Linked DNA regions of Homo sapiens: regions 1, 3, 4, 5, 6 and 7 are each linked to region 2. Evidence: chromatin loops called from intact Hi-C (ENCODE). Cell type or tissue: heart right ventricle. All regions are shown on one strand. Region 1 overlaps CFAP61 (cilia and flagella associated protein 61). Region 2 overlaps CFAP61 (cilia and flagella associated protein 61). Region 3 overlaps CFAP61 (cilia and flagella associated protein 61). Region 4 overlaps RALGAPA2 (Ral GTPase activating protein catalytic subunit alpha 2). Region 5 overlaps CFAP61 (cilia and flagella associated protein 61). Region 6 overlaps RALGAPA2 (Ral GTPase activating protein catalytic subunit alpha 2). Region 7 overlaps RALGAPA2 (Ral GTPase activating protein catalytic subunit alpha 2).

Region 1 (4,000 bases), 130 kb after region 2:
TCCAGCTTGTGAAAGTATAACCAGTGCTACATGTGATTGTAACTCCCCTTGAAACCACCGTTGCTATTTCTCAAAACGGGAGGGGAAAAGCAAGCCAGTGGGCTCAGAACATGAATTTAGAATTTCAGGAATCCAAATTTTGGAAAAGGTGAAATATTTTACCTCCATGGCAGTTGGCCTCCCAGGAATTCCCAGGGAGGACACTGTATCTGTTTAAGAAAAAAAAAAAAATGACAAAGTAACCCATTTTGAAGGCTCTACTCAACAGATGTGTAGAGTATAGAAATCTATGTATTATTAAATAATTCTTTTTAATATGCTCAAGAATAAGCAATTTGTAAGCCTGTTTACGTTCTCACCATCTGGGTGCATTCTGTCACCCATCTGTTTCATGTAATTATGTAATTATCAATATAAGGAAAGAATAGGTGATATAATTAACAAGAAAAACTGATCCACACTGAAGAGTAAAAATGACATGCATCTGTTGAATAGCTTTTTGTTTCTCTCCCCTTCGTTGTTAACTGTTTTTTCACACCCTTCAGGAGAGCTGTTTTCGCCATGGTGTGCAATCTCTCTCTCTCTCTCTCTCCACCCCCTCCCCGCCCCCTCATATGAAGGCAGAGTGTTTCATCAGGTATTATGGAAGCGACACAACTTTGAAAGAAATGAGCAAAGGCTTCTTGGAGTTATTCATTGATTCTTTACCTCTGTGAGGGCCCTGATAGTCACTTCCAGAAGATGTAAGGTAGCAGCTAGAACCCTAGGAAATATTTGAATTAATTAGTGACAGATGGAAGGACAGGGCAGTGTGGGGCCCTCTCAGGATACTGGACAGAGAAGCTGTTTGAGAAAAATTCCCATACTCGGTGCTTTTGTTTTGATATCCAGGCTCAGGCAATCTGTGTTGTTCCATAACAGTACCACCATCCCAGTGGATTGTGTTCGTTTCCACATAATCCCACTTAAGTTAGTCGCTGGAGTAGCTCCTTTGTGTAACAGAGCTTTGTGTATGTGGGCACACAGATGGAATTCAGGCAACTTCCTCACCCTGCAAACAGAAATGGCAGGAGAATGGTCACCCCCTCCTCAGTCTGACCAGGCCAGGCTCCAAAATTCTCCCTCCATGACTTGGAACGAGCAATACGTATGTATTCAGGGAGGGGCATCGCAGTGATCTCTTAGTTTCTGTGACCCCCCACCCCAAGCCCTTCTGTTGAGTCCTAAATTCAGTTCTCCAAAGATGAACACTGTCCACAGGGATTCTCCCCAACAATGGAGGAAGCCATCCCTGAAGATGCATGGTCTTGACAAAACCTTGAATTTCAACCCCAAGTCACACAAAGAAGACTCACAGCCCCCTGGACCGCTGTAAACAGCAGTCACTATTAGAGATGAAGGCCTAAAATCTCAACACTTCTTTCCACTGATGGAAAATTTGGGAGCAGGGCTCCCCTCCTGGCCTCCTCAGTATTCTGCAGACATCCTGCCCTCTGTCCCAACAGGGATCTTGCCTGCAGAGCGCTGCACCTGCTTCCTGTTTAGGGCGCAGGGCAGGCAGAAGGAGAGTGGAGAGAGAGAAGCATCCACAGGGAGCAGACTCATAAAACTACAGGGGCTTTCTAAGCAATAGCTCTCACCAAGGAATTAAACCCCACTCAGACACTGACAGAGAAATCTCTTATTCAGTCACTTCTTAACTTTTTTTTCTTCAAACAGTGCCACTCACTTACTCTAGGGCTCACTCTGTTTCCTCTTGCTTGGTGATCATTTTGCATGTTGAGATTGTGTTGTTTTGGAGACGCGTGCTCATCTTGGCATCTCGTGACAGAGCCTCTTGATGGCACAGTCTCCGTCCAGGCTTGGCTTCTGGTTCACCTCCCACACGGGAAGCCTCATGTCAAAGCAGCCACTGGCTTCTCTGCCTTCATTGTTCCATGTCCAGCAAGCAAATAAATAATTAGTTCCCACGCAGGTTTCTCTTTGTTTCTTTGAGTCAAAAATTATTCTTTGATAAGTCCTCCATAAAGCCTTCCTCTAATCCTCCACGAAACCTTCCTCTAATCTATCTGTATTTTGAATTGTTATTGCTAAGGATTTTGTTCTTAAAACAACGGATACCCATAGAACAAGCATATTGGAGAAATCACTGGCATGCCATGGGGAGAGTATTTGGAAGGAATAAGTAGTAGGGACAAACATGGCTGGGATACTCAGGGGATTTTGTTGGTTTTGACTTTATGTTTCCTTAAATCCAAAGTTAAAATAGTTTAATTGCAATCATCACTGACTAATCCATTAAGGATTTTAAAGAAAATAATACCACGTGACTCCTAAAGACCCTTTTGTTTGCCATTTCTAGTTTTGAAAGGTTTTAACCATGATTTCTTTTTCAAGAAACATTTCAATTGTATTTTTTAGTATTTAACCAAAGAACATAGAGTGATTCTTCCTCAAGAGGAAATTATTATAGAAGACCTATTTATATATATATATATCATATTCAACTAAAAATAAAAATAAAAAAACTTCATATTCTGTACTGAACCACATTAAAAATCATTAAGGCTTAGACTATATGGTTTTCATTTAACCCTCAAAAGTGGCATTAATTTTTCAAGTGGTAACTGTTGCTTAAGATGCTATTGTGCCTGTTTGATAAATGTTTAATGATTTGGTAGTACATGCATGGCTTAAAATCCATTATTTATTGCACCTTTGCTTGCCTGGCAAAGGTGACGATTTTATAGCCCCAGCAGTCATGCAAACACATTTATACCAAACCGATGACTGATAATAAATTTCCTTACTGTAAATGTCAGTGGGTTTCATGTGTTGCTGCCATTACATCTTGTTTGGAAGCTGAATGCTACACAGTTATGGGAGGCGCCAGATGGTGTCATTAACACGAACACTGGGACTGTTTACCGCTGACGTGCGTGTGAGAAATTAAAAGTACGTGACCTATCTTTACACTGACGTGTGATGTCAGTGGTGAACGGGTGTTAATTACAGTGCAATATGCTTGCCTAGTCCCTTCCATCCCACTCAGAGGGGTTTTAGGGAATTTTTTGAAAATAGTTTGTGTTTGAATATACACAGAGTGAGCAAAAGGGAGAATTTCCCGAGGACTCCTGTTTGGTTTTGTATTTGGAGTCTCAGACACCCTGCAAGTCACAGCTGTCATCACATAGGTGTCACTCTCATGAGCAGCAACCCACATCCCTGCCAGGACTTCTGGGCATGGGGAAGCCTTTTGTGCTGATTAATTACAGCAGTATTGTTATTGCTGTTTGCTTGGTTGGGGGTTTTATTTTTATTTTCGTAACTACTTCAGATATTTTGAATACTGTTTTGGAAAAGTTTCCATTGAGAGCATGGAATTAACATTTTTTTAAACTGCTGTCAAAATCATCAGGAATTGATTCAAAGAATGAGAAGAAAAACAGTGGAAATTTTCTATACCAATTTTTTTTTTTTCATGGGATGGGATCTTCATTTCCTAAGAATTAGCGGTAAAGACTTAGATCTTTATTTTCCCTGATCTGATGTGAAGTATCTGAGTGACTGAAATTAGCCTTGTGTGTTTTATTAAAATGTTTCTCTAACTTGTGTTCAGCAGTGGCCACTCCCATTTATTGTATTTCAGCTTCCTTCCTGTTGACGTTTCTGCTTAGCTCTCTTTTCATTTCTATTTAAAAAGAAGGTGGATTTGTTTTATTCCTCCCTCCAAGTCCTTCACTTGAACCAAGAGGCTATTCCATTGAATCTGACCAAATTCCTTTGAACTTTGTAGCCTTAGCATACTCTGTAGGAATTTTCAGAAAGGCTTATTCTTTCAAAACAATCATTGTGCATTGCTTTTACAAAAGCCCAGCGAGCCTTTTGGTGTACAGAATTTTCAAGTCATGTGAAAGAGAATACAAACCATTGTTTGCATTGAGATGAAAGAGATATGCTTAATTTCTTCAGACTAAGTCAGAGATACAATTGGATGTCA
Region 2 (4,000 bases):
TATTTTTTGACATCCGTTTCAACGATAGTTACTTGCACTGATAGTTAATGGTGAAGAACACAATTCGTAAGACACTGAACCAGTGAAGGGTTTGGGGATGTAATTATCCTTCAGCCATTTGGCTAGTGACACATTCAAAACCAATGAATTAACACTGTAATCCCCTGTCCTGTTTCTTTGATTTACCCATGTGGAAAATTATGCTGTAATCTGCCCATCTACTTAGACAGTAATTAGTGAAGTTACTGTTCTGTACTTTTCATACTATCTGAAATAAAGCATAGCTACTTCTGGACACACCTCTAAAATCTACAGTGGGCTTAATTAATCATCCATGGTGGATTTGAGATGTGTTCAGATTTAGAAACTACTGGCATGCTCTTTTTCTGGGGGAAAACCTGTCTTTTTCAAGTCCTCCTGGGGCTGGGAGGAGACTTGGCCAAGGAAAGGATTATGTGCTTTCAAACAATGTTGTGAAATAACTGGTTTCCTTAGTGGAGTATTGCTTCTTTGTTGATAACAATGGTTGATTAAATTGGCTCAACCTTGTTGCTTTTTAAAATAGATGAAAAATCTCTAATCATCAGGGAAATGCAAATTAAACCACAGTGAGATACTACTACCTTACTCCTGCAAGGATGGCCATAATTTAAAAGTCAAAAAACAGCAGATGTTGGCATGGATGTGGTGAAAAAGAACACTTTTACGCTGCTGGTGGGAATGTAAACTAGTACAACCACTATGGAAAACAGTGTGGAGATTCCTTAAAGAACTAAAAGTAGAGCTACCACTCAATCCAGCAATCCCACTACTGGGAATCTACACAAAGGAAAATAAGTTATTATATGAAAAAGATACATGTATACACACGTTTATAGCAGCACAATTTACAATTGCAAGGATATGGAACCAACCTAAGTGCCCATCGACCAATGAGTGGTTAAAGGAAATGTGATATTCATACACCGTGGAATACTACTCAGCCATAAAAATGAACAAAATAATGTCTTTTGTTGCACCTTGGATGAAGCTGGAGGCCATTATTCTAAGTGAAGTAACTCAGGAATGGAAAACCAAATACCGTATGTTCTCACTTGTAAGTGGGAGCTAAGCTATGAGGACACAAAGGCATACAGAGTGACATAGTGGACCGTGGGGGCTGGGGAGGGGGAGGTTCGGAGGGGGTGAGGAATAAAATCCAACCTATTGGGTACAGTGTACACTGCTCAGGTGATGGGTGCACTAAAATCTCAGAATTCACTACTAAGGAACTCATCCATTTGACTAAAAACCACCTGTATTCCCAAAACTATTGAAATTAAAAGAAATAAAATAGATGAAAAAAACATTCTTTAAGATTTAAGATGGGTGGTTTGTAATTACAAACTTTTAACTCTTAAGGCAATCATTTTAATGAAACATTTGATAGTCCCATGTCATGCTTTTTAGAAATCCACTTAAACTTGACTTCTGAGCAATTTCATATGAATAATTATGAATATCCTAAAGCATTCCAAAAGAAGGGATAGGGCAATTACAGATTTCCCCCAACAATCTTCATGAATAAGACTGGTAAGTGACCACCAAGTCTATGGTGGAGCCAAGTCCAGCTGGAGCCATACTAGCCCAGGATGGACGTTTAGATCAGATGTGCTTTGAAAAGCACATGACAAATTTGAGCTTAAAACCCTTCATAATTTTTAAAATCATGACATTTTCCAAGGACTAGAAGCTAAATGACTCCAAAACCCATTTGGAAGTTCTACAGTGGAATACTATATGGAGTTTAGAAATGATAGATTTGATTTTCTTAAAGAAGACCACTAGAGGTCACAAGAGATCTTGAAAAGAAAAAGGGTGCTTGGTTTTGCATACCTGAAGTGAAAGAAAAATCTAGTTGACGCCGATCTTAGGTTCTCCTACCCCATGTTGAGATGGTGTTCATGGTAAAAAGTTGGCTTAACTAGAACACACTGCATTCTCTATCACTACCACTAAATTAGATTTTCTATGACTTGTTTTCTTAATTCACTGGTTTCTTAAAATACACACACACACAGGTTTGAAGAAATATATTTATGGTGTTTGAAGTGACAACATTCAGTTGTACATTTTACAACTGTACATTTTAAAGTCCAGCTTTAAATACAAATCCTCTCTGGATATGGAGAATATCATCAGACAGGAATGAGGAGGCTGTGCCAGGATTCTGGATGCGGAGGTGGCCTGCTGCTGCTGCTGCTGCTGCTGCTGCTGCTGCTGCTGTCACTCCAGTCCTTAAGTGTGAGTTTTCCATCTGTGCATTTGCAGTGGTTTCTGTGCTGGCAGGGAAGTGATGCACACCTCTCAGACTCGAGGGAAGCAGGCCTGCAGGTTTTCCTCTGGGGCCGTAATCATGTAGTGCAGCAGCCAGGCTGTGGAGGTGATGAAGCAATGTCAGGATCTGCGTGTCACCCAGAGACCCATCAGGCTGCGAGGGAGAGTTCTGCATGTTCTGGATGTCGCGGTGCTCCTAGCAAGCTCAGCTAACCGACTGGTGGAAGTGCTGAGGGAGTTTGTCCTCACTTCTCCCCACCTTCCAGGAAGCCAGTGAGAGCTACCGGCTCATTTCTAGCTGTGGACTTAGAAGACACCCATTTCCCAAGTAGGGTGTCCTGAAAGGGGGTTGATTTCCTTAAGGTGTGTGTTCAACTCCATTTCACATGGCACAGTTTTCAGAGTCTGATGGAAATCTGGGTGTCTGAGAGATTGATAAGTGTTTATGAGGTGGACCTTTTGTTTCCTCCAGGGAAGTTAAAATAAAATATTGTATAATTGATGACGTTAACAAGCACATTGCTGCCCCCTCCAAGACACATTCAGAATGGAAGATATAAAGTAACTTTGCTTTTCGCTCAGAGAATTGTACTATTTCCGTTGCACTCTGTGCTGATCTATAAACTCCGCATCTTCATCGCCACTGGAACACTGTGCGGCCTGTCAGTGCCAGGGCATGTGACGCTGCGGTGCCAAATTCACAGTGGCTCTCCTTGCATCCTGACTTTGACAGGCAGCGCTCATTGCCTCAGAACAGTCACGTTGAAACATTTGACTGCATGAGTTGTTTTCCATAGCTGGGGTGTTTTGTTTCTGTGGGGCTGGACTTTGTCATATGCCATTTGAGACTATGTGAGGCTGATGTCATACTTTATCATTAGCACTCGGGCTGATGCAAGATCATAAATTATCAATTACCCCAAGGAATGCATTTAGCAGAACAAGTTCCTCTTTATCCATTTTGGGAAAGGGCTTAAGAGAGAGCCTCTTCAGAACTCCAAGATTTGGATGTTTTTCTATTTTTCCCAGAAGAATTCGTGTTGAGGTATGATTATGGATAACTTTGTTAACGGGCTGCTGAGGTTCATGAGCAGGCCTAGGGCTCTGGGTCTTTCGGAACCTTTATTCCTGATGTTTATAGCTACAGAGTAATATTTCTGTGTCCATCGTATATTTAAAAGCCTATGGTGCACAGTTGATTGTGTGTGATTGCTGTCTTCATTCACTTAAATGATTAGGTTATTGAATTATTTTTCCATTATTTAAAATGTCTGTTAATAAATATTGATGCAACCTTTTATTTTTGGCAAAACGTTTGAAAATGGATTTGTTGACTACTCTCTCCTAGAATTTTTTACAAATTATTCTTAGCCAATATCATCAAGGACTCTTTTTTACAGAGAAAAGCCACCACCTCTTATTAGCAATGCCCTTTTGGCAGGTTAAGTGGGGAAGTGAGTTGTTCCTGGAATGTTCTAGGCTTTTTCTGCCAAGGTTCTGAGGGCTCACGTGGAGAACAAACACTTGCTAAGGACTTAGTGTGCCCCAGAGAGCAGGCTTTAGTGCGTCATCTGTGTCTTGCAGCTATTCTTGTCCCTACCTGTTTTTTGTACATGAGAAAACCAAGTCTTAGCATTGAAGTGACTTTGCCAGTTTCTTTTTTTTTTTTCTTTCAAATTTTATT
Region 3 (4,000 bases), 54 kb after region 2:
TAGGTTTGGGACGTTCTCTGTTACTATCCCCTTGAATAAACTTGTATCCCTATCTCTTTCTCCACCTCTTCTTTAAGGGCAATAACTCTTAGATTTTTCCCTTTGAGGCTATTTTCTAGACCCTGTAAGCATGCTTCATTCTTTTTTATTCTTTTTTCTTTTGTCTCCTCTGACTGTTAACTTTAAAATAGCCTGTTTTCAAGCTCACTAATTCTTTCTTTTGCTTAGTCAATTCTGCTATTAAGAGACTGATACATTTTTCATTATGTCAGTTGCATTTTTCAACTCCAGAATTTCTGCATTATTTTTAAAATTATTTCAAATTATTTGTTAAGTTTATCTGATAGGATTCGAATTCCTTCTCCATGCTATCTAGAATTTCTTTGAGTTTTCCTCAAATCAGCTATTTTGAATTCTCCATCTGAAAGGTCCTACATCTCTGTCTCTCTGGGATTGGTCCCTGGTGCCTTATTTAGTTAGTCTGGCGAAGTCATGTTTTTCTGGTTGGATCTGATGCATGTGGATGTTTGTCAGTGTCTGGGCACTGAAGAGTTAGATATTTATTGTAGTCTTTGCAATCTGGACTTGTTTGTACTTTTCCTTCTTGGGAAGGCTTTCCAGGTATTCAAAGGAACTTGGATGTTGTGAACTAAGTTTTTGGTCACTGCATCTATATCTGCATTAGGTGGGTACACAGAGCCCAGTAACATTTTGGTTCTTGCAGACTTGTAGAGGTGCCACCTTGGTGGTCTTGGATAAGATCCAGAAGAATACTCTGGATTACCAGGCAGAGACTCTTATTCTCTTCCTTTACTTTCTGTCAAACAAATGAAGTCTCTCTCTCTGTGTTGAGCCACCTGAAGCTGGGGGAGGGGTGACACAAAGCACCCTTGTGGCCACCACCACTGTGACTGCAAAGGGTCAAACCTTAAGGCAGCACAGCCATGGGTCTTGCCCAAGGCCCACTGTAACCACTACCTACATTCTCTCAAGGCCCTAGGGCTCTGCAATCAGCAGGTGATGAAGCCATCCAGGCCTATGTCCTTCCCTTAAGGGCAACAAGTTCCCCTGGCCCTACAGAGGTCCAGAGATGCTGTCTGGGAGCCAGAGCCAGGAGTAGGAAACCTTAGAAATCTATCTGGTGCTCTGTTCTACTGCAGCTGGCCTGACTGTGACAGCACTAGGCAAAGTACTTTCCGCTCTTCCCTCCGTTTTTCCCATGCAAAGGAGTCTCTCCCCATGTCCACCACCACCACAGGCCCACAGGGAGTACTACCAGGGTACTACTGATGTTCACTAAAGGCCCAAGGGCTCTTCTGTCAGCTTGTGGTGAATGCTTTCAGGCCTGGGACTCATCCTTCAGGGCAGTGGGCTCTTCCACTGGCCTATAGTAGGTCCAGAGATGCCATTCAAGAGCCAAAGCCTGGAACTGGGGACCCTAAGAGCCTGTTTGGTGCTCTTCCCCACTGTGGCCAAGCTGACACCTAAGCTCAAGACAAAGTCCCCTTTACTCTTTCCTCTGCTTTTCTGAAGCAGAAGTGGTCTCTTCTCGTAGCCACTACAGCTGAGAATGTGCCGGTCACACCTGAAGTCAGCACAGCTCTTAGTCTCACCCAAGGCCCATGGCGAGTACTACCTGGCTACTGCTGCTGATTATTCAGGGCCCAGGGGCTCTTTAGTCACCACATGATGAATCCTACTAGGACTGGGTCCTTCATGTCAAGGCAGCAGCTTCCCTTCCAGTCCAGGGTGTGTCTAGGAATGTCATCCAGGAGCCAGGGCCTGGAATAGGGACCTTGTGACTCTGCCAGGTGCCCTATCCAACTGTGGCTGAGCTGGGATCCAAGTTACAAGACAAAGTCCTCTTCACTCCCCTCTCCTCTTTTCAAGTGGAAGGAAGGAGTCGGAGTCTCTTTTGGAGCTGTGAGATGCGGTGCCTGGGATTAGGGGAGGGGTAACGCAAGCACTCTTTTAGCAGATCCAGCTGGTGTTTTACTAGCTCGCATGTCCCCTAAGTCCGGTAGCTCAGTCCTCGTGGCCTAGACAGCCTTTCAAGTTTATTTAGGACCCCAGAGCACTTTTGCCTGTGGTGGCACGGCTTGCCAGAACTCAGGTTCCAACCAGCAGGATGGGTGATTCCCATCTGGCTAGGGCTGATGCAAATGCTCCCTCTTGGGGTGCCAGCTGAGTTCTGCCTGGTGTTGACAGCACTGCATTCCATTGCAAAGTCCCACAGTCACTGCACTTTCTCTCCCCAAGTGTACAGATTTTCCACGCCACGTGGCTACTGCCAGGGGAATGGGGAAAGGTTAGTGTTGGCAATTCAAGACTGTCTTTCCTGCCCTCTTCAGTGCCTCTTTCAGTGATATGAAGTTAAAACCAGATAGTGTGATCACTCCCCTGATTTTTGGTTCTTATGAAGGTGCTTTGTTGTGTACATAATTGTTAAATTTTGTGTTCCTGTGGGGAGGATGATTGGTGGAAGCTTCTATTTGATCATTTTGCTTCACTTCCTCTAGCACTATTTATTGTACAGTTTGTTCTTTCCCCCTAACTTGAAATGCCATCTTCATCATATATCAACATTTCATAACTGTCTGTGTCTATTTCTGGCCTTCATTCTGTTCTATTCTTGCCCCAGTAACTCTCTGTTTTAATAACTATGTCTTTATAATGTCTTAATATTCAGTTGGGAATTTGGCTCTCTTTTTGTTCATCTTTCTTAAATTTTTGTTTACTGTTTCTCCATATTTGCTCTTTTAGAATCAATTTATTTCATCACACAAAAATTAAGATTTTTGATGGATATTTAAAATAAATGTAAAAAGCACAAAATTATATTATTATTTATTCCTGAAGCCCTCAACATGTATTATTTTGCACTCCGTATGTATTATTCCTATTAGATAAAGAGCGGGGTAGATCCAGAGTCTTGTGGGACCTAAAGTCTGACCCATTCAAGAGCCCTTTTTAAGGAGAGTAATGCAAAATGATGAATGTGGCATTAGATGCTGTGCCTTGGCGGAGCCTGTGCTGGGAAGATGCCTGAACCTCTAAGCTTTATTAGCTTCATGGTAAACCCGCTTCAGATAAGCAGTCTCACTTAGAGAGAAAGTCCTGACAAATTGTGCCTTTACTCCCACTAGAGTAAACCAATAGTTCATGACTTCTAAACTACTTAGATGGTATAAGCCATAAAATAACAATTAAATCGCGCAGCTTCAGTTGTATTTTTAGTCATGTGTTACACAATACCACTGCCTCAGCTTTCCCCAGGATAGCACCTCTTATTTGAGGATCTCAGGGGACATTATGAACATTAAGTAATTAAACCTCGCAAGACCCCAGAGACACTGGAGAGAGAGATCCAGCTTCACCTTGCCCAGTTCTGAAATGCAGTCACCTCTAGGGATGAACGTGGCAGCTGCTTAGTAATAAACTGCAACACCTCACGACAGTTTAGTCAAGCAATTAGTCTTTGTAGTTGGTAACTGTCTCATGAACATTAGACCATTGACAGTTAAGTCACCAGGATTATTAGTTTACTGAAAATCTAATCCAGTCTTTAAGACTTTTTACTTTTTTGTAATATTTTCCTAATTATAAAAGAAGCATGCACAGTGAATGTCTACTTTTAGTTGCATTTTTTGTAGTTCTTCAAACTTAAAATAGGAAAGAAATATCTTTGTAATACATTAAAATAGGTAGTTACTGATAATGAGGTTTTTTTAATTCACAAGTTTTCTGCTGATCAAAAGTAATCAATGATAGTAAAAGTTGGAAGAGTGGATACCTTTGAGAGGAGTATTGACTGGACGGGGAGATGAGGGGAACCTCTGGGTGCTGGAAATTTTTTTTTTTTTTTTTTTTTTTTAGTGCTGTCTTGTTGCATTTTTTAAAAAATTTTTTATTTTTTATTTTATTATTATTATACTTTAAGTTTTAGGGTACATGTGCACAATGTGCAGGTTTGTTACATATGTATACATATGCCATGCTG
Region 4 (4,000 bases), 510 kb after region 2:
GAATTATTCTCTAAAGTACAGAATGATCCACAGGTATTTGTAGAAAACCAATATATATGAGACATAAAATAGAAAACCATAGCTGGGTAGGGACCACAGGATAATCTCAGTATTATTACAAGCTATATTCCCCTATAGAATGAGTTCCCCCCAGCTCATTTCTAAACTGCACAGTACACTTTAATCTCTAAAGACCACCCAAGGCACTGGAATTATCACCCCACCCTCTCTTTCTAGAGTCACAGCTTCAGGGTTGCACCACCTTTTACGTAGGTTGTTTTAATAGCCTGCAAACTAATCACTAATCACTGTCCCTCTCTTCTTACCACCTTCATATTTATCCTCTCCATGGTCCATCTAAAATAAAGATCTGGCTGTGCCACTCCTCTTAAAACCCACCAAAGCCCTCTCTTGTTAGAGATTCGTCAAACATCCTAGTCAGGGTGAACACAGGCTTTCCTTGATCTCACGGGACATACTGATCCCCTTGCAAGGTACTCTAGCTCACTTTAGTCTCCAGTAGTACTAACCCAGTTGGCACCTGCTACTCTGTTCTTCCTGCTGTTCACTCCCCTATGCTAAACTCACACCTGCTCCCTCATCCCTCCTTACCATGCTGCCCTGGGAATATCCCCTACAGGACCTGCTCCCTGGCCCTGCATGCAAGCCCCATTGCTCTGTTTCTCACTAGATTCCACACTCACTGACGTAGTCATGAAACTTTACATCCACATAACTAGAATATTTTCCACAAATTTTAATTTGCTCATTACTACTACTAAGAAGAGGATAATCAAAACTCAGCCTGTATTATCTTAACTGGCTGGGTCACCTGGTTTGTCACCTGAAATGGAAACTCACTGTCAATGGGCCACCCTCTGTATAATCCTTTAATCTGAGTCATAAGGCAAACTGATGGCTCACCTTAAGCAAGAAGTATGTTGGAAGATTCTACATTTAATACAGAGGATTTCAACAAAAGGTTGCTATTTTTTCTATCCAAATGAAAATGCATTTTATAGTGTGCTGATATGGTTACAAGACCTCAAAACTATGAAATTTGTGTGATCCTTCACTTACAAAAATTTATCAATTTACTTTTTTTTTTTGCTCTGTTGCCAGGTTGGAGTGCAGTGGTGTGATCACAGCTCACTGCACACTCGACCCCCCTGGCTCAACTGATTCTCACACCTCACCCTCCTGAGTACCTGGGAGTTCTGGTGCACACCACTATACCCAAAAAATTTTTGTCTTTTCACAGAGATGGGGTTTTGCCATGTTGCCTAGGCTGGTCTCAAGTAGTCCGCCCACCTCGGCCTTCCAAAGTGCTGGGATTGCAGGCGTGGGCCATGGTGCCCAGCCCACAGTCTAACTTCAGATGCTGGTGGGAAACTGTTTGGAGTACAAGCAAAGATAGGCCAAGGTAGCAAGAAAAGACAGCTATGTTAAAGCCTCATGTTTCCCAGGTTGTCTTTGCCTTCCTCTTCTTTTGAACAGCCAAGAACTGTTCATTTTTCTACAGAGAAACACAAAGCATATGTGCACATTTTTAATCTACTTACACATCCCAAAGTACAGACTACGTCCTTCTCACAGATCTATTTCTAGTCTCTTCAGCCTTCAGCAACAGAAGCCAAATAACACCATAGGGCCAGCCCTTCCGGCTGTCTTCTCTAATTGTTTATTCTAATTATGCAAGATGTTGAAACCTTCTGGGAACAGTTTATATTTGTTAATGAATCTACTGGTTAATCCAGTATCAGAAGGGGGAGCCCAAGAGCTTCCTAACTTTCTAAACTATAATTGGCAAATGCCATTTTTTATGGATAGTGGGAAGAGTTAGTCTCTGAAGCCTGATGCCAAAAACAGATAGATGTTGGTTTCTGGGCTATGAGCAGGAGCAAATAAGAGCTGAGCCAACACTGGCAGCATCTTCCTAAAGATAAAGAACATCGCCATCTGGTGGGATGCAATATAGCCACAGCACCATTGCTTCCAAATTAGAGCGTCCCCACTGGTCCTCAACACAGCAGACGGACGGAGAGCCTGCCACCACCAGCTGGTCTGCCTTCCCAACAGGCTGGCCTAATGCAGCTTTTAAGGCTTTGTTTTTATAAAGCTGTCAGGAGGGACGTATCAGATGGAGAAAGTCCAAGCCTTCAGGAATAGCGGTCAGTAGCAGGGCAGGAGCACTCGTGATTTAGTGGGAAGGAAGGGGAGAGCCACGATGCTTAAGTGTGCTGTTGGGTTGTAGGTGCCCTGAGCTACCTACTCCTGTAGTTGACTATCAATTGAGATGGTGTGAAAAGAGAATTTTCAATTCTCCTTATCCCACAATTTAAATCCAATTTCCTGATTTGTAACAGTATATTTATTGGGATTTTCTCATATTTTATATTAAATACATGTTTTGTATAAATGAATACATGAATGACAGAAACAATTTCTTTATACTATTTTTCCTTTTTAAATAGTTCTTGGGCTCCCTCTGCTGGCATTTTATTTAAGAAAGAGCAATTTATGTTAAATCTGCTCTCATTCTGTGGGGTTAGCTGTTAGCAGTTGCTCTTTCATAACGAATGAAAATCATTTTAATAGTGATATGCAAATACCAAAAGACAGGATTATCTGATATTTAAAATGGAGAAAGAATTATATCAGTTACAATAAAATTATATAATACATCCTAGATCTATTGCATTTTCTATTTTGAATATCACACAATTTGTTTAAATCACTTCAAAGAGCTAAATTCTATCTTAGATTCACCAAATAATGTACTCTCTCTAAAGCCTAGTTAGTTCCAACTACCCAGATTTTAAAAGCACTAACTTTCTCGTCTCTTGACAGTGTAAGTTACACAATACCATTACTAAACTATTACTTTCTTTTTTTTTTTTTTTTTTGAGATGGAGTCTCGCTCTGTCGGCCAGGCTGGAGCACAATGGCGTGATCTTGACTCACTGCAAGCTCCACCTCCCAAGTTCATGGCATTCTCCTGCCTCAGCCTCCCAAGCAGCTGGGACTACAGGCACACAACTGGCTAGTTTTTTGTATTTTTAGTAAAGATGGGGTTTCACCGTGTTAGCCAGGGTGGTCTCGATCTCCTGACCTCATGATCCACCCGCCTTGGCCTCCCAAAGTATTGGGATTACAAAGTGAGCCACTGCGCCCGGCCTAAACTATTACTTTCTAAAGCTCCATTCGAAACACCGAAAAATGATCAAATAAGGATTACTTAATTTCATTTTTTTCCACTGAGAAAAGGCAGTGTGATCAAATTAAGTGTGTAAGCTCTTCAGTAACTTCTATTTTTTTTTCCAGATCTCTATTTTTCACAGCAATTTCACTCACTTTTTAAGTCTTCCTTACTCAGTCTTACATTTAGTAAGTGGAGTGAGGCTCATTCTTCAATAACCAAAATTCTGAGTTCCATTTATCCCTTATACAAGGTTGCATAAGCAAAATAAATAGTATAATTTCCTAATTTTTAAAACACCTTGCATGATACCAATCTGATCCTATAAAAAGCATAGGAAATGCATATCAGCTCAGCATCTTGAGGTTTCCCACAAGATCAAACTTCCCAAGGGTAAATCAGACCAGGTCCTGACAAAAAAGCACTTCCTAGAAGCACACAAACCAGATGCAGAAGCAGCGAGGCAAGGTTTGCCATACCATTCCAATATGCTTTTTTAGAATAAGGGGAGATTGTTGATCCTCTCATTACTACTATTACAATATTCCTAAAAGAAAAATAAAATCTACTATCTGTAAGTGCTACAGATTGATAAATGTTTTAACCTAAAAAGCAGTTAAAATTGTAGAACAGACCGGACGTGGTGGCTCACACCTGTAATTCCAGCACTTTGGGAGGCCGAGGTGGGTAGATCACAAGCTCAGGAATTCAAGACCAGCCTGGTCAACATGGTGAAACCCTATCTCTACTAAAAATACAAAAACTTAGCTGTGCATGGCATGCCTGTAATCCTGGCTACTC
Region 5 (4,000 bases), 150 kb after region 2:
GCAGGGACACACTCGGCCAATGCCACCAGGCCGATGTGGTGTTTACCCTTCCTGCACCATCCTCCCATCCCCACTTTTCTCATGGGCAGCCTCACTCCCAAAAAAGCAAAGGCATCATACACCCTCAGCTGTGCACCCTTTCCCACTTCCTCAGCTCTGCACCTGCCAGCCACTTTATTTCCTCCCTGCGGAGGGAGGATTAGGGCCATAATTCTTTTATCTTGGCGCACATAAAATGATGCACAAGAGGATTGAGGGAATAAGGACATATCAAACTGCCCCCCAACTTACAGCATTTGATGTTGGGTGGAAATTTGGAAGGGAAGCCCAGAAACAGCCCCGCCTGAAAACACAGGCATGAGGGCCCTCCAGTAGAGGTGACAGGTGGTCCTCGTTGCTGGGGAGTGGGAAGACCGTGAGCCTCTGTGTGAGACCCAGAGCAGGCAAAGCCATCTATGCAGCAGATGGCTTCTGGAGACCAGGTTTCTCTCTAAGTGTACTTCTCTGAAGATAATGCCTTTCAAACAGATAATCCAACACTTACCAGTATAGTAAGACATAGGCTTGAAAAAAATGGTTTGAATTCTCCTTTTTATTTTAAGAACTTGTGGTGGAGGAAAATGTTGTGAATCACCTTTTGAGATTTTAGGGTTAATATTAAGTAACTGTTTCTATAAGCAACAGATTGCAAAAGTTCCAGGCTCTACAATTCTGCACATCACAGCCACTTGGATAGGGATGGGGAGGGTTGTACAAATACAGTGTCCTGGGACCCTGTTCCTGGAGTTACAATTCAGTAGGCCTGGGGTGGGTTTCAGGAATATGTACAGTATTTTTAATAGAATCCCCAGGTAATTCCAACATGCAGGTGGGTTTAGGAGCCATTTTTATAGACATTTGCTCAAAATTGGCAGTCTCATCTATAAGGAAACCTATTTCCCCCTGTAATTGCTCATTGTAACTAACTCATTTTTATGGGCTTGTTTTCCAAACCACATTTTCTAATTCTTAGTGAATCATATAACTTCTAAGTCACATCATTACTTTGGGGCTTACCAGGCCTAATTTTTAAGTTATTATTAACATTATATAGCTGAACCCATATTCATAGTATTAACATGCTAAATTGGACCTAGCAGAAAGCATTTCACGAAGTCTCATGCTTAAACTATCACCATTAAGAAGGAAGGCCCAAGAAAAAACCTGCCCATGTGGTGTTATTAAAGCCTTGCTAATAGCCAGCATTTGCCCAAAACACAAAGCTCTTCTTCATCCTCCCCAACCAGAAGTGATCCCACTGGATTTTGAATTCCCATAATGTTCCATGATTCCATCCTTAAGGAACAAATTGATTTGTGTCTTGTATTTTGCCATCTCTCATGTGCAAGGGCTTTCTGGCTTGTCTTTGATAGCTACCATCTTGGTATTTACATCTGGTATGTGCTCAGTATATATAAACATATGCTTAAAGTATAAATGTATAATGTTTTTACTTCCTAGACATAGATAAAAACATCATTAATCATTTCCCCTAAATTATAAAGGAAAGCTCAATTTCATTTTCATCTGTTTTGCCAGAACTCCCAAATTTTATTCTTATCTTTTCAATTGACATTTCAAGAATGGCATGCATTTTCATTTTTTCAGTAAGGATTTATGTGTTTATTTTGTGATACATAAGTTTTTTATCTGAGATCCTGAACTTCTACCTAGCCCCTTATCCTGGCCACCATGCCCCTCCCCTGCCAGGTCCCCGAGGACTCCAGAGAGCACCCAGGGCCCTCCAGGCAGACACTTCTACCTTAGTGTCGGGTCCAGGGTTGAGTCACACCCAGACTCAGGGTACCTTACGAGACTTGCTCCTTGCCCCGTTTCTCCAGGTCGCATCCTCATTCCTACAGGAGCTCCAGGACCAGGGAGCTCTGAGCCACCCAAGGTGGAGCTGGGCAAGATGGCACCCAAGAGAAGAGAGAAGTAGGGTCAGGGAGAGAGCTTGTAACCTCTGTCTCACCCCACGAACTGCCCACTCCCTTCTAGATGTGTTCAGAATCCTCCATCCCACACCTCCTCTGTGGATCTCTCTCTTCGGTCTCCCCCTGGAGGTCAGAGTGTGTCATGACCAACAACTTTGTGGCCATGGATGCAGCTGCCGTTTAATTTTTACTAACAACAAAAATGGATTGAGTACTATTAACACACTCGAACAAATACCCCATAACTCCTTAATATCATCTAATACCAGTCCGTGCTCAGTTTTCCCAGTGGTCTTAAAATTGTTCTTTTACAGTTAGTTGGTTTGGATAAGGATGCAAACCAGGTCCAACTACTGCATTTGGTTAATGTGCCCCTGAAATCTCTTTAATACTTAACAGTTTCCTGCACCTTCCCCGTTTTCTGAAATTCATTTTCTTGTTAGGTTCTTGCATGTTAGAGAATTTAAGATGAAATAATACAATGTGTGGTGTTTACTCCAACCACTACAGTGTTGGTGAGTATTTTCAAAGCAGCACAATATTAGTCATTGCTAAGCTTTTTTCACCTCGTGTATATTTAAAATCCTCCAAAATAAAAATTTTTTTAAAATAAACAAATTAAATTAATGGCTCAGGACCTTGTCCAAAAGTCTCTTATGATTTAAACAGAAAAAAATATTGCTAAAGAAAGTTAAATTTTTTTCAGGGAAAAACTGGTAGATTCTCTTACTCTGCTGTGTACTTAACAATAAATATTTTGTGTGGATTTGTTTTGCCTCTGATATTGGAAGTTCACAGAGCTCCCAACTTCTAAACTCCACCTATAGTATTTTATGGCATGTGTTGTTGTTAAGACTGAATTAAATCTGAGTTATTTTTTAACTAGTAGAATATGTAGATAGGTTAAATATCTATCACGAGCTAGGATTTATTTTCATTGGCAAATATTTTTGTCACTGTTTTGAACCATTCAGAAAGCAGAGGTTTTAGTAAATTAAATTGAAACATTTAGATCGATGTGGGATAATAATTTTTTCTCTACATTATCTATTTGTTCAAATAACAGCATTAATTAAAGCAGTTAATTAAATCACTTGCTTTGGTTGCGTTTGCTATGCCTGCACCCTGCAGACACGCACAGCACACACAAAATCAGCTAGAAAATAACTAGCGATCGCCTAGCAGGCCGACATGTATCTACTGCCCAGAAGGGTAAGCACCATGAAAAGTTTTATGTTTCTTTTATCATGTTCACAATAAATGGGCAATGTGACCCTCTTTATTTGAAGGATAAGGATGTTTAGACCTAATTTTGTAGCTGTCCTCCTGAAGCATGGAATGAAACACAATACCTTTTACTTATTTCCCTGGATACCCTAATCCCTCCCTGCTTTACAAGTATCTTTGAGCTGTTCCTCCCTTTGTATCCACAGCAACGTGAAATCCCCACTGGAATTATTTGCTGTGAAAATGCAGGTGCCCTTGTTTAATGTTTCATTGGCTTGAGCACTTAACTTGAAACTTTTTTTTTTTTTCATGATATGGTGACCTTTGATTTTGGAGCTGAGGGCTCACGGTGATGTTAGATATTGTTTATATACATTAAGCCAACACCATTAGATCTGAGCTTTATCTGTGGTTCTGCTGTTCCTGCCATTTCATCAAATGCATGCCCAAATGCAAGCTGTACTCCGTGACCCACTGTTCTATTTGAAGGAACTTTTTGAATATTCATAGGCAATCAAATTAAAAATCAGTCTATTAGACTTATGTATTATAAACTTCATGACTTTAGACCAATACTCTTACATAGTTATAGATTTAAGAAATTAAATATTTAGACACTGCTAAATCGGATTATAGAGAGAACCATCACAGCAAAAATATGAGGTTGGAGAAAGAAATGAAAATGCTGGTGATATTTTCATATAAAGTCATGAAAGGGCAGGGAACCTTCTCTGAATAGCAAGGAGGTTGATGTTACAAAGAATGTCGGGGAAGTTTGCTTAGGCCCAGCCAGAAGGACC
Region 6 (4,000 bases), 480 kb after region 2:
GCTGTTATGATCCAAATATGTTACTTCAGGGCAGAACAACAAACACTTCTGCATTGGAGAGAGGCCTCATGCTTTTTTGGTGCATTATAAAACACAATATTATAGATGAAAATGACAAAGACCCACATTTCCCAAAATGTCTATATGCATATTTGCAACAATAATTTTACATTAATGTAGGCTTTGCATTTAAAAGAGAATTTAACTTTGATGTATAACAGACAAATTACATTAAGACATTAAATCTGTAAGTCATTGTTAAAAAATAGCTCACTTATTTTAAGCAAAGAAAACCTTCCAGTCTCTGATACATGTTCTTACAAACATGAAAATAAAATTCCTTTCCTCAACTGTCCTTTTCCATTTCACACATATTGATCTTTCCATCTGTTTTAAATAATCATGAAATTAATAAAAACTGTTTTTAATAAATCCAAATCATAGGTTCTTTCATGTCAAACTATTTTGGGGAATTCTGATGTGAAAAAGCTGCTTAAGTGTTAGGAAAAACTGAGAACAACAAGAAACAGCTTTAGAAGAGAAACTGAAGGATGATGAAGAACTGAGAAGGCAACTGTGGAAAGGTCTTTCCAGGTTGGGGCAGGGTAGTTTAATAAGGAGGATTCTGAAGTGGAGTAGGACCAAGGGCAGAGCCCAGGCAAAATAAAACGGAAGGGAGAAACAACATCAAGGCTGTTGGACCAATACGCTTGCTGTGAATCAATAAAAGAAAACATACCTGGTGGAATAAGCCAAGCCTGTATGTGAATTCTAACAGGCTTTTTAGCCTGTGGCACTGGGCAAAAGTTTTAGATATTTTTTTGAAGTTTCATTATTTATAAAATGGGCCTCAGGGGCCTGGGTACTATGGCTCACACCTGTAATCCCAGCATTTTGGGAGGCCAAGACGGGAGGACTGCTTGAGCCCAGTGAGCTATGATTGTGTCACTGCGCTCCAGCCTGGGCAATGGAGCGATACCCCATCTCTAAAAAAAAAAGCAATAATAAAATAAAATAAAATAAAATAAAATAAAATAAAATAAAATAAAATAAAATAAAATAAAATAGGCCATGGTATTTATTGAATTGAATTGCAGAGAAGATTCAATAGTACAACATCATGCAGTCCCCAGCACAGAGTCCAGCACTGTGAGTGCTGAAGAAATAAATACTCCTAAGCACCATCACCAGCCCACCCTCAGACACAAAGCAGCTGAGCAGAGGGAAGCGTACTGGGAGACTCCTTCACAGGCAGGCCGGGTAGCCCTGAAAGTCACGCCAAATTTTCTTCATAATTTATAGTTATTTTGGAACTGTTTATAATCCTAATTATTTTGTAAACCACTAACATCAATTTTTAAAAAAAATTCATTGTCAAGGAAAAAATAAAGCCATTTCAAACCATGTTTTCGATCACACCAATCAACCACGAACCCATGTTACATATGTACCGGGGGAAATACTACTTGATAAATTCATTGTGTTAGTATTACATAAGTTATTAGGATAACCAAAACTGGTTAAAAATACTAAAAACAGTTGCTTTGGAATGCACTACATTTTTCTGGCTGTTTGGTATATGTATTATTATTTTTTAAGATACAAATGGTCATGTCTGTTTACATAATAAATTTGCTATCATATTAGATGAAACTATAACTTTCCAGGATTGCCAGAGAACACAACTCATGAGACATCTACTTTACAAATTGTTTTTTAAACTAAAAAATGTCTTCAATTACTATGAACATCATTATGTTTGAAAATACTTTTTAGCATCTTATAACTTATTTAATTCAACACTTTATTGGTCACTACTGACATAATTTTGATACCTTCAGATTTAAGAAAGAACTTCATGAAACAACCAAGCCATACAAAGCATAATGTTCAAAGGCCCATGAACCACAAAGCTGCGTCGTGCAGACAAGTGTGCCACCCAGAGGCAAAAGGAAGAAACCCACCTTGGATTTTATTTGTGAGACAAAACTGATAATGTTCAATTTTAAACAATTATTTATGATTATTTATTTAAAAACACAGGACATCTTTCATAAGGTTCTCTCTGCATAAATAAATCCTTTTGCTGCTAGGATACATAAAAGTGTGGCCCTTTGAGAATTCTCACAAAATAGAAAGAAGCCCTGAGATGGTACCAGTCACAGGTACATAGTTTGTTAATTAAAAAATTGAATTTAACTGTATTCTCTACCATAAATGCTTTCTTTTCTTTTTATAATTAATATAACATGTGTTTCCAGAATTACATAAGTTCTGAAACAACCACTATGATCTATTTAGACGTGTGGATCAAAAGTTAAACTAATTACCAGAGACATTTCTTAACTTAAATGAAAAAAAGTTTCTTTCATTAGGTCTTCTGCGTAATTTTCATCTGGCAAAGGAATAAAGTTTACTTAGAGTAATTCTGTTTGGCAGACAGTCAGCGCTTCTAAAATATATAACAATAATTGTTAAGGTTAAAGAAAACAGTCAACTCTATTAAACTCACATAAAAATTCAAGCTTCTAACTAAGCCTAAATAATAGGCTGATTTTAAATAGAGATTTATGATATCCTCATTTCATCTTAGAAGTCTGAATGTTGGGATTACTGTTAGCATTGGACCATCTTTTAAGATTTATGTATTCCACTATGAACTATAAAAGATATTGAGCCTTAACTTAATTAAAAACATAACATGCATTAAGATGTAAAAACAATTTTAAGCACAAAATTTGGAAATTCTTTTGTCTATACTATAAAATTGTATTTCTTGAAAATGATTTATAAAATAATTTTTTTCAGGTTCTCAAATGTTATATAATATACTCTTATTTCATCTCATTTTACTGTTTCATTTCCACATCAACACATCTTAAAATAGAAAGACAATTCTAAACTCATTTATGTGACTTTCTAAAAAATTCATTCTAAGGAACATTGTTTACTGCTAACTTACTTGTTTTTATAAAATGAGAAGGATCTATAGTTGATTATTATTTCCAAGTAAATTTTTTTTCCTGCAAAATATTAGCATAAGGCTTCTTTAAAGTAGGGTATTGTTAAGTAAACCTTCCTCTTTTGTTTCTTTCACTGAAGGAGTTCATTATTATCTGAGAGTTAATTGTCTTTTCTATACCCCATAATCCTCCACATACCCTGAGTTGCATCATTCTGTAAAAGATGCTTCCACTTGCAATGATGCCTGTAAAATATTTGAGCAGGGAGTACAAACAATTCTACTTTGTGTTCCTATTTCTACATTTATCTAGGAAATAAATGAGATTATGGGACTAAGCCAGCCTGCTACATGGATGTCCTCTATACACTGCTAAAATCACAATGAATATGACAGACTACTCACTAGGACAGTATGGTTATTATTTCATATAAGAGTTCAATGATTTTTAAAGCTCAAAGTAAGTATTGGGAAATACATACTGCAAACTATTTAAATTCAAGTACATTCTAAAGCAACAAAAAAAGTTTGCTTATCAGGAGAATAACTTCTTACATGTACCCTGAGGTATCAAAAGGTCTGTGTGTCTGCATCATACCTTCAACGAATACAAAAAATGCAGAAAGGACAGTTACTTGATAGTTAATAAATGATTCAAGTTCATTAATAAGTATTTACAATTTAAAGGGTAAATCTCAAACACTCCCTATACCTCTATATTGGTTAAGAAAACCTAGTAATAAAATGAAATGTCTTAAAATTTATTGAATCTTTTCTATTCCTTTCTTTCCATCCCCAATGCTACCGGCTTAGTTCTTATCATTTTTTTAAAATCTGTATTAAACACTTCCTAATTGTTCTCCATCTACAGGCCAATCTCTGATTCTATCCTACTATCACATTTTCAAATCCATCTTCCAAATGCAGTCCAGAATCTCTGTGAAGCATAAATCAATCACATCACTTGCCTGCTTGATATCCCAAATCAAGTCAAGAATCCATGTGTCCCTATCCGTAATCTCCCTCAACTGGCAGAAG
Region 7 (4,000 bases), 490 kb after region 2:
TAAGACATGACATAACAGTTCCTGGAGACCCTGTGATGGGTTTTATAGATCAGGGGAGAGGAAGAGGGAGACCCTTGAGCAGGATGGGTGGGAAACAGTGCCATGGAAATGGGTGGCCAGGGAAGCCTCAATGCTGGAGTAACATCTGCGGTGGTTGTTGTTAGGTCAGGTTCATGGGGGTGAAATGTGCATACAAGAAATTTCCATCCCTTTCAGGTTTAAGGAGTTTTAAGGAATGTATACGTTCATGCAACTGTTGCCATAAACTGCCACCATAATTGAAATATGGAGGATCTCATCACTCCAAAAAGTGCCCCTTCATAATTGGTCCCCTTCCTCTATTCTCAGCCTCTTGCAACTACTGCTTTGTTCTCTGTTCCTATAGTTTTGCCTTTTCCAGAATGTCACATGAATGAAATTCTACAGTTTGTAGCCTGTCTGGTTTCTTTCACTCAGCAAAATGCATTTGAGATTCATCTGTACAGTTGTGGGTATCAGTTGTCTCTTCTTATTACTGATTAATATTCTATTTTACAGATGTGTCATAGTTTATCCATTCACCTGTAGATATTTAGATTTGTTCCTGTTTTTTGGCAATTATGAATACAGTTGCTATAAACATTCATGTACAAGCTTTTGTGTTAACATGTTTACATTTCTCTTAAGTAAATATCTAGGAGTGAGATTCCTGGGTCCGGTCATAAGTGTATGCTTAATAAACATTAAACTGAAGAAAGAAACTGTCAAACTGTTGTCCAAAGTGCTGTTACGGTTTGCACTCCTGCAAGCAAAGTATGAGAGAGTTCCACTTGTTCTACATCCTTGCTAGAACTTGATACTGTTGGTTTTTAAAATTTTAACCATTCTTATAGGCATGCAGCAGTATCTCACTGAGGTTTTCATTTGCAGTTCTCCAGTGACTAAAGATTTTAAGCATGCAGTGATATGTGACTCGAACTTGAAGACAATGTGCAAATGGGCTGTGCAGCTCTGTGGGGAAGAGTCAGTTAGGGAGAAGAGCTAGAGCAAAGGCTGTGAGATAGGAGTGTGCTAACAAGTTCAAGGCATAGAATGTCTTTGTAATATATATTTAATTATGAAATATGAAACTGTGCATTGAAACAAATAGTTAATGAAGAATTTAATGATTTACATGTATATCTAATTTTACCGATTAAGTTATAGAATTTTGTTCTTTGGATACCTGTTGCTTTAGTATGAGTAAAGGCTAGAAGACTGATTTGAGTACGTCTCCAGCTTCCTAAAATAAGCCTTTGAATTTTTAGAGTAAACAGAAAAGCAGCCAAAGACACACAGGCACCACTTAAAGAATGATGTATTATAACAAAAAAATTTATTTCATAGTATGTATGTAATAATCAACAGAGGCAAGCATTTTAACTGCACATTGTATTTTCTCACTCTTCATCCTTTTGACTTCATTGCAGCATTTAACGCTTCTTCTCAGGCCCTTTTTAGACAATTCTATCTCTATTTGCTTCCATGACCAAGCACATTCCTCTAATCTCTCGCAGCTCAGTTTTTAAATTCTGGATTCCACATCTCCAACCTGCAGCCTTTGCACAAAGTTCAGTCTCTGTTCTCATGTGTCATAGCCTCAGCCCCCATGTGTTCTATCCCTCTTCTCCACTGGCATGGTGCTTGAGTAGGCCACCAAAGACTTCCATGTTGTTTAATGTAGTGCTCAATGTCCAGTCCTCAGCAGCATTTGATTCAGGTAATCATGTCTCCTTTCTGAAATGCTTCAACCATTTGACCCCCAGGTATGACTCTCACCTGGTCTTCTTTTGCTGGTGCTTCTTCATCTCACAGACTGTGGACACTGAAGAGCCCTGGAGCTTTTGTCTTCTCTATCTATACTCATGCCCCTCTTAATCTCATACAGATTTACTGCCAGACATATTTGAATGCCATCCATATACTCACAGCTCTACATGCCCATTTCTGGCCTAGATTTCTTTCCTCAAGTTTAAACTCATTTCTCCAACAACATATTTGACAGCTCTACATGCTCAGGACTGAACTGAAGCAGAAACCATAAGCAGGCATGGTCTTTGGTCAGTTTCACTGTGTTCCTGAAGAACCTCAGATATATGTATGTTGAGTTTGTTTTTTTTTTTTTTCCTGGAATTCAAAAGACTCTCTTCCTGCTCAAAGAGTATGAAAACTCTCCTTTAATCCCTCTGTTTTCAAGACAGCATCTCTGCACTCAGACGTGTTGGTGACTCCAAGCCAGAACCCGCCTAATTTACTTTCACCATTTTCTAGGGTGAAAAAGCAGTGGCCAGTGGCAACAGAGCTCTAACTAGTTCTTAAACAGACTTACAGTCTTCCTGTTTTTAGCCCCATCATCACCTCCTACTTTTGTAGCTACCTGGTATGGGAAATTTTCTAACCCTTTTAGAGAACCCGCATTAATTTAAGTCAGGTTGTTTCTTGGCTTCCCCTATTACTGACACAGGATTTAATATTCTCAGGTCTGCCAATTAATTTACCACAGGCCACCTGTTCTGCAACTTCAAGAAGTTGGTTGCTACTGTCTTTCTCCTGCCATCTTTGTCCTTGTGGATTTATGTCTTATTTAATATAAATCCTTTCAATGTGGCTTAAGTACGGTTTGGAGAATAAGTGGGGCTATTTGTGTTTGTTCACTCTACTGTCTTTAATAATATGCATTATTATAATTTATGTCTTTGTTACTCATTTCTCTTGCTTATTTTTAAAAGCCACTTATTTTATAATTTTTGTTGTTGGCTTTAATGCATTTATATTTGGTAATTTTTTCCTGAATTAGTCTTTTTAAAATAAAATTTATTTTTTAAGAACAATTTTGGATTTATAAAAAATTGTGACAATAATATAGTTTCCATATACTCCGTATCTAATTTCTCCACTATTAACATCTTATATTCGAATGGAATATTTATTACAACAAACCAATACTAAAAGATTATTATAAAGTCTACACTTCATTGAGATTTCCTTAGTTTTTAGGTAATTCTTTTTTCTGTTCCAGGATCTCATCCAGGATATCACATAACAAATAGCTGTCATGTCTCCATAGCCTCCTTTTGACTGTGAGTTTTCTTAAAACTTTGTTTTTGATGACCTTCATGGTTTTTAAGGAGTACTGGCTTTATAGATTGTTCCTCAATTGGAATCTATTGGATATCTTTCTCATAGGCTTTTCTTTTGCATTCCTGGAATGAACTTCTCTTAGCCCTGATGTATGATATTTTTCCAACATTCTTCAATCTCATTTATTATTGCTTTATTTAGAATTTTTTGCTTATATGTTTATAAGTGAGATGGTCTCTAATTATGTTTTTTTCATACTGACCTTGTGTGGTTTGTTTCAAGGTAACATAAGGTAGATAACAGAAGTGAGTTTCTCTTTCTACGGAATGGGATGAAAAAGGTAAAGTTTCTCTTTTACATGAAGGTTTAGTAAAGCTAGAAATTATCCTTTATTTTTATAGATCTATTTGAATAGCATACTGTATTATTTTAAAAATTTATATTGGTTTCGTAGTTGTTCCCTTTTCACCTCCAACATTTTTTCTTGATCAGTCTTGCCTGTTTGTCTATTTTTATTAGTGTTTTCAAAGAACAATTTTTAGTTGTCTTCTAACTATTATTTGCTTTCTAGTACATGCATGTATGCTCTCAGCTTTATTAGTTCCTTTTTTATTAACATGTATGTTATTCTGTTATTCTTTTCCTAATTTTTGAATAGAACACATTGTGTTAATTTATTAACATAATTATTCCCAAAGTTCTCTTCTTCACCCCATACAAATAAAGCCGGACTGATTTCTAGGCAATTATCAGTCCCCACTGAGTGTCATCTCGAGTGTATATGTTGTTGGCATTTTTAAGGCCTAATCAAAGAAACTGAAGCACAATCTCTGGATCTGAGGAACTCAAGTAGAGGAATGACAAGGGCAACAAAAGGCAAGAAAAAAATGAAACTGAAAAG

What was found. Peaks named below come from ENCODE experiments on the same cell type or tissue, not always from the same donor. Only the 100,000 strongest peaks of a DNase experiment are listed, where the experiment ranks them.
Region 1: a loop joins it to region 2, with 15 times the contacts of the local background. A loop is called at or near these places in 14 of 110 quality-filtered maps.
Region 3: a loop joins it to region 2, with 14 times the contacts of the local background. A loop is called at or near these places in 16 of 110 quality-filtered maps.
Region 4: it touches region 2 in a loop (8-fold over the local background); 35 of 110 quality-filtered maps call a loop at or near these places.
Region 5: it touches region 2 in a loop (13-fold over the local background); 86 of 110 quality-filtered maps call a loop at or near these places.
Region 6: a loop joins it to region 2, with 14 times the contacts of the local background. A loop is called at or near these places in 60 of 110 quality-filtered maps.
Region 7: a loop joins it to region 2, with 3 times the contacts of the local background. A loop is called at or near these places in 60 of 110 quality-filtered maps.

Annotation. Positions count from the first base shown.
Region 1 is chr20:20,213,328-20,217,327 of GRCh38, forward strand. All of the region lies in intron 17 of CFAP61 (cilia and flagella associated protein 61), which reads left to right. Among named protein-coding and RNA genes, the nearest start is that of CFAP61-AS1, 53 kb to the right of the region's middle. In heart right ventricle, no CTCF peak of the experiment used is centred here; DNase peaks (open chromatin) are centred at 1,857, 2,920 and 3,211; H3K4me3 peaks cover 716 bases; H3K27ac peaks cover 3,107 bases.
Region 2 is chr20:20,082,176-20,086,175 of GRCh38, forward strand. All of the region lies in intron 6 of CFAP61 (cilia and flagella associated protein 61), which reads left to right. Among named protein-coding and RNA genes, the nearest start is that of CFAP61, 32 kb to the left of the region's middle. In heart right ventricle, a CTCF peak has its summit at 1,833 (motif pointing right); DNase peaks (open chromatin) are centred at 2,412, 3,016 and 3,844; H3K4me3 peaks cover 858 bases; H3K27ac peaks cover 2,086 bases.
Region 3 is chr20:20,136,279-20,140,278 of GRCh38, forward strand. The region is part of intron 8 of CFAP61 (cilia and flagella associated protein 61); the gene reads left to right. Among named protein-coding and RNA genes, the nearest start is that of CFAP61, 86 kb to the left of the region's middle. In heart right ventricle, no CTCF peak of the experiment used is centred here; a DNase peak (open chromatin) is centred at 2,186; H3K27ac peaks cover 2,586 bases.
Region 4 is chr20:20,591,841-20,595,840 of GRCh38, forward strand. The region is part of intron 16 of RALGAPA2 (Ral GTPase activating protein catalytic subunit alpha 2); the gene reads right to left. Among named protein-coding and RNA genes, the nearest start is that of RALGAPA2, 120 kb to the right of the region's middle. In heart right ventricle, CTCF peaks have their summits at 1,872 and 2,515 (motif pointing left); a DNase peak (open chromatin) is centred at 1,995.
Region 5 is chr20:20,235,463-20,239,462 of GRCh38, forward strand. The region is part of intron 18 of CFAP61 (cilia and flagella associated protein 61); the gene reads left to right. Among named protein-coding and RNA genes, the nearest start is that of CFAP61-AS1, 30 kb to the right of the region's middle. In heart right ventricle, CTCF peaks have their summits at 2,095 (motif pointing left) and 2,294; a DNase peak (open chromatin) is centred at 2,094.
Region 6 is chr20:20,566,855-20,570,854 of GRCh38, forward strand. All of the region lies in intron 23 of RALGAPA2 (Ral GTPase activating protein catalytic subunit alpha 2), which reads right to left. Among named protein-coding and RNA genes, the nearest start is that of RALGAPA2, 140 kb to the right of the region's middle. In heart right ventricle, a CTCF peak has its summit at 1,956 (motif pointing left); no DNase peak of the experiment used is centred here.
Region 7 is chr20:20,573,276-20,577,275 of GRCh38, forward strand. All of the region lies in intron 20 of RALGAPA2 (Ral GTPase activating protein catalytic subunit alpha 2), which reads right to left. Among named protein-coding and RNA genes, the nearest start is that of RALGAPA2, 140 kb to the right of the region's middle. In heart right ventricle, no CTCF peak of the experiment used is centred here; no DNase peak of the experiment used is centred here.